Regions from separate parts of the Homo sapiens genome. Here region 2 is linked to region 1. The links are chromatin contacts, found by Hi-C or POLR2A ChIA-PET in ENCODE. All regions are on one chromosome and are shown on one strand. Each heading gives the region's core, a stretch centred on a gene start or an enhancer-like site at or near the end of the contact. The rest is flanking DNA. Distances are from core to core; before and after follow the strand shown.

Region 1 (4,926 bases), core at 87-2,586:
GCCCGGCACTATTTGTGTTTTTAACACCATTCTCCCCCACTTCTCTCCTGGGTGACATAAGAGAGAAATAACCTGTAGTACAGCAGCTAAAGTATTCTCCTTTCAGAGAATTTTTTTGGAGGTCTCTAATATATATTTCCCCCTTGTCTCTGTGATCTCTTATTTATACTATATTATTGTCCCATGTACTTTCTAAACTGAGCTTGGAACATTTAGTATTCCTGCAATTGGACTTCCCACTTAACAATTATACAGACTTTGCTTTTAGAAATAGATTAGGTTCCAAACAGAAAGTTCAAGTGTAACAACAACAATAAAAATAGATTATGAAACAGGCTATAATTGGCTCTTTTGGATTTGATAGGGGCAAGATGAAAGGCAACTTTCTTGCTTTTGAAATCATGTTGGGTAAGAGGTAAGGAATCCAGCTACAATTTTATTAGTGCTTGAAACGGGCTTCCTTGAATTCTCCAGGCCCTATCATTTTTTTTTTCTTACTAATCAGAAGAGAGCTGGGGTAGAAGCCCCATGTTTGTATTCCATGAAACACGTCGGGTTGGAGTAAAGGCAAAAACAGCTAGACACACCAGGTGTGTCTGTTTGACATTTATAAGCTGGCACTCATCAACACTCCTGTTTCTCCTTTCTCTGGGACGTGTGGATTAAGGGGTGTGAGTTGTGGGAAGAATTGCCCTCGTACCTCCTGGATTTATTATTTTTCTCAAATACCAACCAGTAAGATCCCAAATAACTTGAGAAAAATTGTTTCCTGATCTGTCCACTTCTGGTGTCAAAGATTTTACTCATCTTCTTAGTACATTCTATGTATTTTATATGTATAATTTTATACAATTAAAAATAGATTTTTGTCTAGTGAGCCAGACTGACTCTTTCTTGAGACCTATATATTACAAAAGTGAAGGGGTGGGTTGCCCCTCCACACCTGTGGGCGTTTCTCGTTAGGTGGAACAAGAGACACAGAGACAAAGTATAGAGAAAGAAAACTGGGCCCAGCTGACCAGCGTTCAGTATACGGAGGATCCACGCCAGCCTCTGAGTTCCCTTAGTATTTATTGATCATTATTGGGCGTTTCCCGGAGAGGGGGATGTGGCAGGATCATAGGATAATAGTGGAGAGAAGGTCAGCAGGTAAACACGTGAACAAAGGTCTCTGCATCATAAACAAGGTAAAGAATTAAGTGCTGTGCTTTGGATATGTATACACATAAACATCTCAATGCCTTAAAGAGCAGTATTGCTGCCCGCATGTCCCACCTCCAGCCCTAAGGTGGCTTTCCCCTATCTCAGTAGATGGAATATACAATCAGGTTTTACACCGAGACATTCCATTGCCCAGGGACGAGCAGGAGACAGATGCCTTCCTCTTGTCTCAACCGCAAGGAGGTGTTACTTCCTCTTTTACTAATCCTCCTCAGCACAGACCCTTTACGGGTGTCGGGCTGGGGGACGGTCAGGTCTTTCCCTTCCCACGAGGCCATATCTCAGGCTATCACATGGGGAGAAACCTTGGACAATACCTGGCTTTCCTAGGCAGAGATCCCTGCGGCCTTCCTCAGTGGTTTGTGTCTCTGGGTACTTGAGATTAGGAAGTGGTTTGAGATTAGGGAGTGGTGATGACTCTTAACAAGCATGCTACCTTCAAGCATTTGTTTAACAAAGCACACCCTGCACAGCCCTTAATCCATTTAACCCTGAGTTGACACAGCACGTGTTTCAGGGAGCACAGGGTTGGGGGTAGTGTTACAGATTAACAGCATCTCAATGCAGAAGAATTTTTCTTAGTACAGAACAAAATGGAGCCTCCTATGTCTACTTCTTTCTACACAGACACAGTAACAATCTGGTCTCCCTTTCTTTTCCCCACAAGAAGCTCTAAAACATCCCTGTTCTTTTACATATATACTAAAGAAGAATTTTTAGGCCAGGTGCGGTGGCTCATGCCTGTAATCCCAGCACTTTGGGAGGCCGAGGCGGGTGGATCACGAGGTCAGGAGTTCGAGACCAGCCTGGCCACCATGGTGAAACCCCCATCTCTACTAAAAAAAATTAAAAATTAGCTGGGCATGGTGGTGGGCGCCTGTAATCCCAGCTACTTGGGAGGCTGAGGCAGGAGAATTACCTGAACCCAGGAGGTGGAGGTTGCAGTGAGCCGAGACTGAGTGATTGCACTCCAGCCTGGACATCAGGGTGAGACTCTATCTCAAAAAAAAAAAAAATTTTATTAGCATTTTTGGGGTGGTAGAAATGATTGCATAAGGCAGCCTGCCTCCCTTTCTGCAGATATTTAACCTGGAGTTTGTCCTTGGTCTTTTCTCCTCAAGCTCTACCTACTCCCACTGGCAATCTCACCCATTATGGTGACTTGAACTCCACTATACACATGACTCTCAAATCTATTTCTTCCTCCCCAACCTGTTTTAAGCTTTTACATTTACTTTCCACATACTTGACACGGCCATCTGAATATGACAAAAGCACTTTGAAACATATCGAAAATAAAAAACATTTCTCCATACTCATTCCTCTTTGACTCTCTAGATTATTCGAATTATTATTATTCTTATTATTATTATTTTTGAGACGAAGTCTTGCTCTTGTCCCCCAGGCTGGAGTGAAATGGCGCGATCTCGGCTCACTGCAACCTCTGCCTCCTGGGTTCAAGCGATTCTCCTGCCTCAGCCTTCTGAGTAGCTGGGATTATAGGCGCCCGCCACCACGCCCAGCTAATTTTTGTATTTTTAGTAAAGATGGAGTTTCACCATGTTGGCCAGGCTGGTCTCGAACTCCTGACCTCAGGTGATCCACCTGCCTGGGCCTCCCAAAGTGCTGGGATTACAGGCGTAAGCCACCATGCCCCGCCGATCTATTATTAGAATTATTATCTACACTGTTACCTAAGCCACACACCTCAGATCCACCCTCAACTCCTCTACCATAATGTAAATATGTTGTTTTTGAGACAGAGTTTTGCTCTTGTTGCCCAGGCTGGAGTACAATGGTGCAGTATCAGCTCACTGCATCCACTGCCTCTTGGGTTCAGGAGATTCTCCTGCCTCAGCCTCCCAAGTAGCTGGGATTACAGGCACCCACTACCACACGTGGCAAATTTTTTTATTTTTAATAGAGATGGGGTTTTACCATGTTGGCCAGGCTGGTCTCGAACTCCCGACCTCAGGTGATCCGCCCGCCTCAACCTCCCAAAGTGCTGGGATTACAGGTGTGAGCCACTGCGCCTGGCCTACCTCCTAATATGTTTTGTCCATATTTACTGCCTGAGCTTAGGTTTGGTCCTTTCTCATCTCCAGACTGGATCACTACAATAGCTTCCTAGCTGGTCTTCACCTCCATTCTTAACATCCTCCATACTACTGTCATATTTCTTTATAAAATACTTATGACTGTGACACTCCCTTGCTTAAGCCATCACTGAACTATCTTTACCTTTAGCAGCATTTCCCAAAGTTTTTTTTTATTTTTTTTGAGACAGGGTCTCACTCTAATGAGCAGGCCAGAATGCAGTGGCGTGATTTTGGCTCACTGCAGCCTCCACCTCCCAGGCTCAAGGAATCCTCCCACCTCAACCTCCAGAGTAGCTAGGTCTATAGGCACACACCACCACACCCAAGTAATTCTTTTTAAATTTTTTGTAGAGGTGGATCTTGCTGTGTTGCCCAGGCTGGTATTGAACTCCTGAACTCAAACTATCCACCTGCCTCGGCCTCCCAAAGTGCTGGGTTTACAAGCATGAGCTACCATGCCTGGCCTACCATTTCCCAGTTTTATATGTGTTCCTGAGATGATTTTAGATGATAGATGGGCAAACAGTTTTTAATAGTTGTGCTTTTATCTGAATTCGTAGTAGAAAAATACTGATTTTCCTTTCAGTGTAAATTTATGTTTAAAGTCAGTCTATTTAAGGAAAAATAATAAGCAACAACTAGTATGGAGGCTATTTTCAAATATTAAAAACCATGAATACTCAAATATTTGAAGTAGGTAAATTTCTTGCCTATAGGATAAATTCCAAAATCCTTAGCACAGCAGACCCTAAACTGTATTTCCAGCTTTATTTTCCAGTCACATAGCATCGGGCAGACAGAATTTCCTGCCATTCTAATATTCATTCATTCGATAAGTATCTACCAAATGTCTACCATGAGCCAGACATTGGGCTAAACTTCAGGGATTTTAGTTGTAAATAACTATCTCTGCTATAAGGATTACATTCTAACGGGAAAAACAGACAATAAACAAGTTAGAAAGTAAACAAGGTAATTAAAGATTCTGACTGGCCTAAGCAACATGGCAAGACTCCGTCTCTACAAAAGATTTTTTAAAAATTAGCCGTGTGCAGTGGCGTGTGCCTGTAGTCCCAGATATTCGGGAGGCTGAGGCAAGAGAATCACTTGGGCCTGGGAGGTTGGCTGCTGTGAGCCATAATTGCACCACTGCACTCAGCCTGGTTGACAGAGTGAGACCTTGTCTTAAAAAAAAAAAAAGAATGAAAGAAGATTCTGATTTAAGTTCTGTGAAGGAAATACACAGTTAAAGACAGGAGGGTAGAGAAGACCCCTTTGGGTGACAGTACTATTGAGATCTTAAAAATGAGGTCGAACTCGGCCGGGCGCGGTGGCTCACGCCTGTAATCCCAGCACTTTGGGAGGCCGAGGTGGGTGGATCACAAGGTACGGAGTTCAAGACTAGCCTGGCCAATATGCTGAAACCCCGTCTCTACTAAAAAAATTTTAAAAAGCTGGGCGTGGTGGCACGTGCCTGTAGTCCCAGCTACTCCGGAGGCTGAGGCAGAGGAATCGCTTGAACCCAGTAAGTGGAGGTTACAGTGGGCCGAGATCGTGCCACTGCACTCCAGCCTGGGTGACAGAGCGATACTCCATCTCAAAAAAA
Region 2 (5,214 bases), core at 527-3,026, 120 kb before region 1:
AAGAGGGTTGCTTCCAAGATGGCTGAATAGGAACAGCTCCGGTCTACAGCTTCAAGTGAGATAGACGCAGAAGACAGGTGATTTCTGCATTTCCAACTGAGGTACCTGGTTCATCTCACTGGGACTCGTTGGACAGTGGATGCAGCCCACGGAGGATGAGCCAAAGCAGGGTGGGGTGTCGCCTCACCCGGGAAGTGCAAGGGGTTGGGGGATTTCTTTTTCCTAGCCAAGGGAAGCTGTGAGTGACTGTACCTCGAGAAGCAGTACACCCCTGCCCAAATACTGTGCTTTTTTCCACTGTCTTTGCAACCGACAGACCAGGAGATTCCCTCTTGTGCCTGGCTCGGCAGGTCCCATGCCCATGGAGCCTTGCCTGCTGCTAGCACAGCAGTCTGAGATCAACCTGTGACACTGGAGCATGGCAGGGGGAGGGGGTTCTGCCACTGCTGAGGCTTGAGTATGTGGTTCTATGGTCACAGTGTAAATAAAGTGGTAGGGAAGCTCGAACTGGGTAGAGCCCACTGCAGCTCAGCAAGGCCTACTGCCTCTAGATTCCACCTCTGGGGGCAGGGCATATCTGAATAAAAGGCAGCAGACAGCTTCTGCAGACTTAAACGTCCCTGCCTGACAGCAGGGACTGCTGTCATAATCATTATGATTATGAATCATAATCATGAAGACAATCTGTATTCCAGAATAGTAAGGGAACCTATTCCATCAGGGAGCCAACTGAAAACATCAAATCCCAGTTCACACCCCAGGGTGTGGTGTCATGCACCTGTAGTCCCAGCTACTTGGGAGGATTAGTAAGGAGGTTTGCTTGAATTCGTGAGGTCAAGGCAGAAGTAAACCCTGATCATGCCACTGTACTCCAACCTGGGCGACAGTGAGACCTTGTCTCAGAAACAAACAAACAAACAAAAAACCCCACAAAACCAAACAACAACAAATTGTCACCTCATTCTGAAATGACAGTGGCAAACATCACTTTGCTATTTGAAAATTAAAAGAAGCCGGGCGCGGTGGCTCACGCCTGTAATCCCAGCACTTTGGGAGGCCGAGGTGGGCGGATCACAAGGTCAGGAGATCGAGACCATCCTGGCTAACAGAGTGAAACCCCATCTCTACTAAAAATACAAAAAATTAGCCGGACGTGGTGGCAGGTGCCTGTAATCCCAGCTACTGGGGAGGCTGAGGCAGGAGAATGGCGTGAACCCGGGAGGCGGAGCTTGCAGTGAGCCGAGATAGCCCCACTGCACTCCAGCCTGAGCGAAGAGCGCGAGACTCCGTCTCAAAACAAAAAAAAAGAAAATTAAAAGAAAAACACTCCCTCTTGCTATCAACCTGCCCTCTTGCTCTAACTTGTCTGACCCATGGTTTAAAATGCCCAAAAGCTGATGTACTCAAATTATAGTACACTTACCTGTTCTGCACCAGCATTTACTTTTGTCTGGAGGAGATCACCATGCATGGTCCTATACATGTCTAATGGCATGGAATGATGAAGGGTAGTGTCTTTTAGGATAGTTGGATACATATATATATATATATATATATATATATATATATATATGCGGAATGCTACATCACAAGAATAAGAATGTGAAAAGAACCAGTTTCTTTTGTAATCCTAAACGTTCTAGTCTGAGAATTAAAAGCCATTGTTCGAAGAAGGGTGCCCAGGGTCCAGCTGGTCGCCGAAAGCTTGCTCCGCAATACAGGCTAAGGACCAGCTTCTTTGGAAGAGAACAGATGAGGGAAGCAGGAGAGAAAAAAGGGAGAGGCAGACGTCACTTCCCCTTGCCGGCTCCGGCAGCGGGTTGGTCGGCTGAGCGGCAGAAAGGCAGACGGGGACTGGGAAAGGCGCTGTCGGTGACATCACGGATAGGGCGACTTCTATGTAGATGAGCCAGCGCAGGGGCTGCTGCTTCGCCACATGCTGCTTCGCCACGAAGGAGTTCCCGTGCCGTGGGAGCGGGTTCAGGACCGCTGGTCGGACCTGAGAGTCCCAGCTGTGTGTCAGGGCTAGGAGGGCTGGGGGGGAGGGGGGTGTGCGCGGGGCAAGTGACCGTGCGTGTAAAGGGTGAAGCGTGTGAGGCTGCCGGCGGGGCGGAGGTGCAATAACTCATACTTACCTGGCAGGAGAGATACCCTGGTCACGAAGGTGGTTTTTCCAGAGCGAGTCTTATCCATTGCACTCCGGATCTGCTGACCCCTGCAGTTTCCCCAAATGTGGGAAACTTGACTGTATAATTTGTGGCAGTGGTAGACTGCATTCGCGCTTTCCCCTGTATTTTTGTCGTTTTAAAAATAGGTTTTGTTTGCTGCAGAAACGCATACTGGGCGTCAGCGTAAGCTGAGAATCAGGTCTTTGTTCCCATCTGTAACTTCACTGAAACTAAAAATTTGGGACATCGTGGTTCTCACGTTTGTAATCCCAGCAATCTATGAGGTACGTCGATAGGTTATGTTTATGTTAATATCGCTCGACCTCAGGCGTGTGTGGGCAAATATAGTGAACCCGTCTCTACTAATCTCTTATCTTTTTTTGTTGTTGTTCTATAGAAATAAAACTAAGCTTTTCTTTTCCCTATGGGATTAACAGCAAACAGTCCGCTGGAGTGTATGGCGCGATCTCGCCTTACTGCAACCTTTGCCTCCTGCGTTCAAGCTATTCTCCTTCCTCAACCAGAGAATACTCAGCCTCCCGAGTAACTGGCATTACAGGCTCAGGCAACCAAAAAATTAGGTCCGGCTAATTTTTTGAATTTTTAGTAGAGACATGGTTTCACCGGGCCGGGCGCACTGGCTCGCGCCTGTAATCCCAGCACTTTGGGAGGCGGAAGCGGGTGGATCATGAGGTCAGGAGGTCAAGACCATCCTGGCTAACACAGTGAAACCCCATCTCTAATAAAAATACAAAAAAAAAAAATTAGCCGGGTGTGGTGGCACGTGCCTGTAGTCCCAGCTACTCAGGAGGCTGAGGCAAGAGAATCGCTTGAACCCGGGAGGCAGAGGTTGCAGTGAGCTGAGATCGCACCACTGCACTCCAGCCTGGGCGACAGAGTGAGACTCCGTCTCAAAAAAAAAAAAAAAAAAAAAGAGTGACAGGGTTTCACCATGTTGGCCACCCTGGTCTTGAACTCCTGACCTCAAGTTTTCCGCCTGCCTCGCGGCCTCCCAAAATGTTGGGATTACAGGCCTGAGCCACCGCACCTGGCCTGTTTACAGACTTTACAGACACATTTTGTTTACAAGCTTTACAGGTACAGTTCAATTGCGATTAGTGTATATTATGTTTGGCCCAAGACAAGTGTCTTTTTTTTTTTTCCAGTGTGGCCCAAGGAAGCCAAAATTTAGACAACCCTGCTCTAGAGGGTTTGATTCATGGTTCCACTGGGTTATGCTTATTGCCTATAATTCCATTTGATATTTTCCAAATTTGATTTTTTAAAAAGCGTTTTCCTGAAGCACCCTAAAGCTTTCCTAATAATATGAGAACTTAAACCAGATTGGATGTGACAAAACCCTGCTGGAATCCTGCAACTTCTAACCTTAATGTTAGATCAAGAAGCAAAACACCCACCAGTCCAAGGGTCAGGGAAGCTGAAGATCATGCCTGAGCTGTAACAACGCCCTTCCCAGTATACAAAAGAGTGTAACAGCCACTCGAATTCTATCTTCCAAGTGTCTCCTGTTGCCCAGGCTAACCTAGAGCTATCTAAAGATGGCAAATCTGGGAAATGTGCATTCAGCTTGGCAAAACTGATACATTACAAATCCACCACAGTCCACTTCTTCTCAAAGTGGCATCAATGTACATCTTCCTCCTCTTCTTTTTTTCCTCCTCTTCCTCTTCTTTTGCTTCTTCCTCCTCCTTTTTCCTCCTTGTAAAATCATACTTAAGGTTCAAATAAAGACAATATGAAAATCATACTTTTTCTCATTCAGTGAAAATATGCCAACCCTTTCCCCAACAGGATAAAGTCTTTGTCTTTGAATGATGTTCACTCCTTTTTTAGCTAGATAGATCACATTCCATATTTGCTTTCCTGTAACCTAAATATTGAGATTTCTAAAAGTTAATTATTAATGAATGTGCTAGCTAGGGTGATGGAAGAGGAGAATTCTCAAGAAAAGTTTTGGTTAATATACACCCAAATGTATTCATCTCAAAATAATGAAGAAATACTCATAACTATTACAAGTCCTGATTTCTGCAACTGGCACTGGCACTAGCTGGTATTTGTAACTATCTTCACATCTTGTACCCACAGCCAGTTCCTTTGGGCCTGGGCCGGTGGACGTGAGCGTGGGAAGGACAAGAACCCGCGGTGCCCCCCACCGCACTATCCTCGGGTCTCCAGAGGTGGGATCCACCGGGCAGGGGCCTTTGCTGGATTCTAAACCGGCTCTGGGGATACAAGAACAGCTGCCTTTGAGAAACAGTTCAGGTCTCTATATTCCAGACTTCCTAGTAGGACTAAACGCTTAACGTTCACACGGGAATTCATGGTTCTCCTAAAACCCTGCGGTGGAATGCCTTCCTTCACCAAGCATTTATTGGGCACCTACTAGGTGCTAGGCTGGCTCTGGGCGAAGGGCTGCAGCCTGTGCAAACTCCAGGTCCCTGTCCGGTGGATCCCACCTCTGAGGGCCCGAGGGTGACGCGGTGAGGACACCACGGGTTCTGGTCCTTCCCACGCGCGCGTCCGCTAGCCCAGGCCCGGCGGAAATGACTGTGAGCTCAAGGTGTGAAGCGGGGCTAAGAATGGGAAAGCGAGTGACTTCCGCCGGAGAAGCTGCAGTTGTCGCCTGTAGAGGGGCCGGCGACTTTTGAGACGGTGAAGAGCAGGCGGGGGAACCAGTGAAGAGCAGACGGTGAGGAGCAGGCGGCCGTTTGGCCGTTGGAGTCCCCCAGCTGACTCTGCCCGGGTAGAACGTCCAAAGTGCCCAAAGACTCGACTCTTGGCTTCAATGTCTCCCGTGTTCTGGGTTTCTGGAGTGCGCGGGATTGGACAGGCTACAAACATATGAGATTATCTACGGCCAGAGGTTAAAATGCCATTTCTGGTATCAGCAAATCTAAACCATTAGAGTCTCTGTGGCGCCATCGGTTAGTGCCTTCGGCTGTTTGAACCGAAAGGCTGGTGGTTCAAGCCCACCCAGAGATGGTACCTTTTACTTAGGCAAGATTCACGCTTTCTGTTTAAA

Evidence for each region. Hi-C counts contacts between places; a loop is a spot of excess contacts on that map. ChIA-PET counts read pairs that join two places held with the same protein, here RNA polymerase II (POLR2A). Pooled maps may share reads with other maps.
Region 2: a loop to region 1 is called in a pooled map, with 4 times the contacts of the local background. The contact joins the promoter of LINC01719 here to the enhancer-like site in region 1. A Hi-C loop is called at or near these places in 6 of 50 pooled maps. POLR2A ChIA-PET finds 5 or more read pairs at or near these places in 24 of 52 experiments (AG04450, CD4-positive, alpha-beta T cell, GM10248 and 16 more).

Annotation. Positions count from the first base shown.
Region 1 is chr1:145,929,374-145,934,299 of GRCh38, reverse strand. It overlaps LIX1L (limb and CNS expressed 1 like), which reads left to right. Exons shown (of 6, transcript NM_153713.3): 6 at 1-877. All of the region lies in intron 2 of LIX1L-AS1 (LIX1L antisense RNA 1), which reads right to left. Among named protein-coding and RNA genes, the nearest start is that of RBM8A, 4.4 kb to the right of the region's middle. Within about 2 kb of position 1,336, at least 3 of the 41 ENCODE cell types and tissues checked have a DNase peak (open chromatin) inside an H3K27ac peak, as active enhancers do.
Region 2 is chr1:146,049,158-146,054,371 of GRCh38, reverse strand. It overlaps LINC01719 (long intergenic non-protein coding RNA 1719), which reads right to left and starts at 1,776. Exons shown (of 3, transcript NR_125968.1): 1 at 1,424-1,776. RNVU1-6 (RNA, variant U1 small nuclear 6) reads left to right here and starts at 2,128; the gene lies at 2,128-2,291. RefSeq lists enhancers at 1,458-2,189, 2,190-2,918 and a silencer at 2,039-2,278.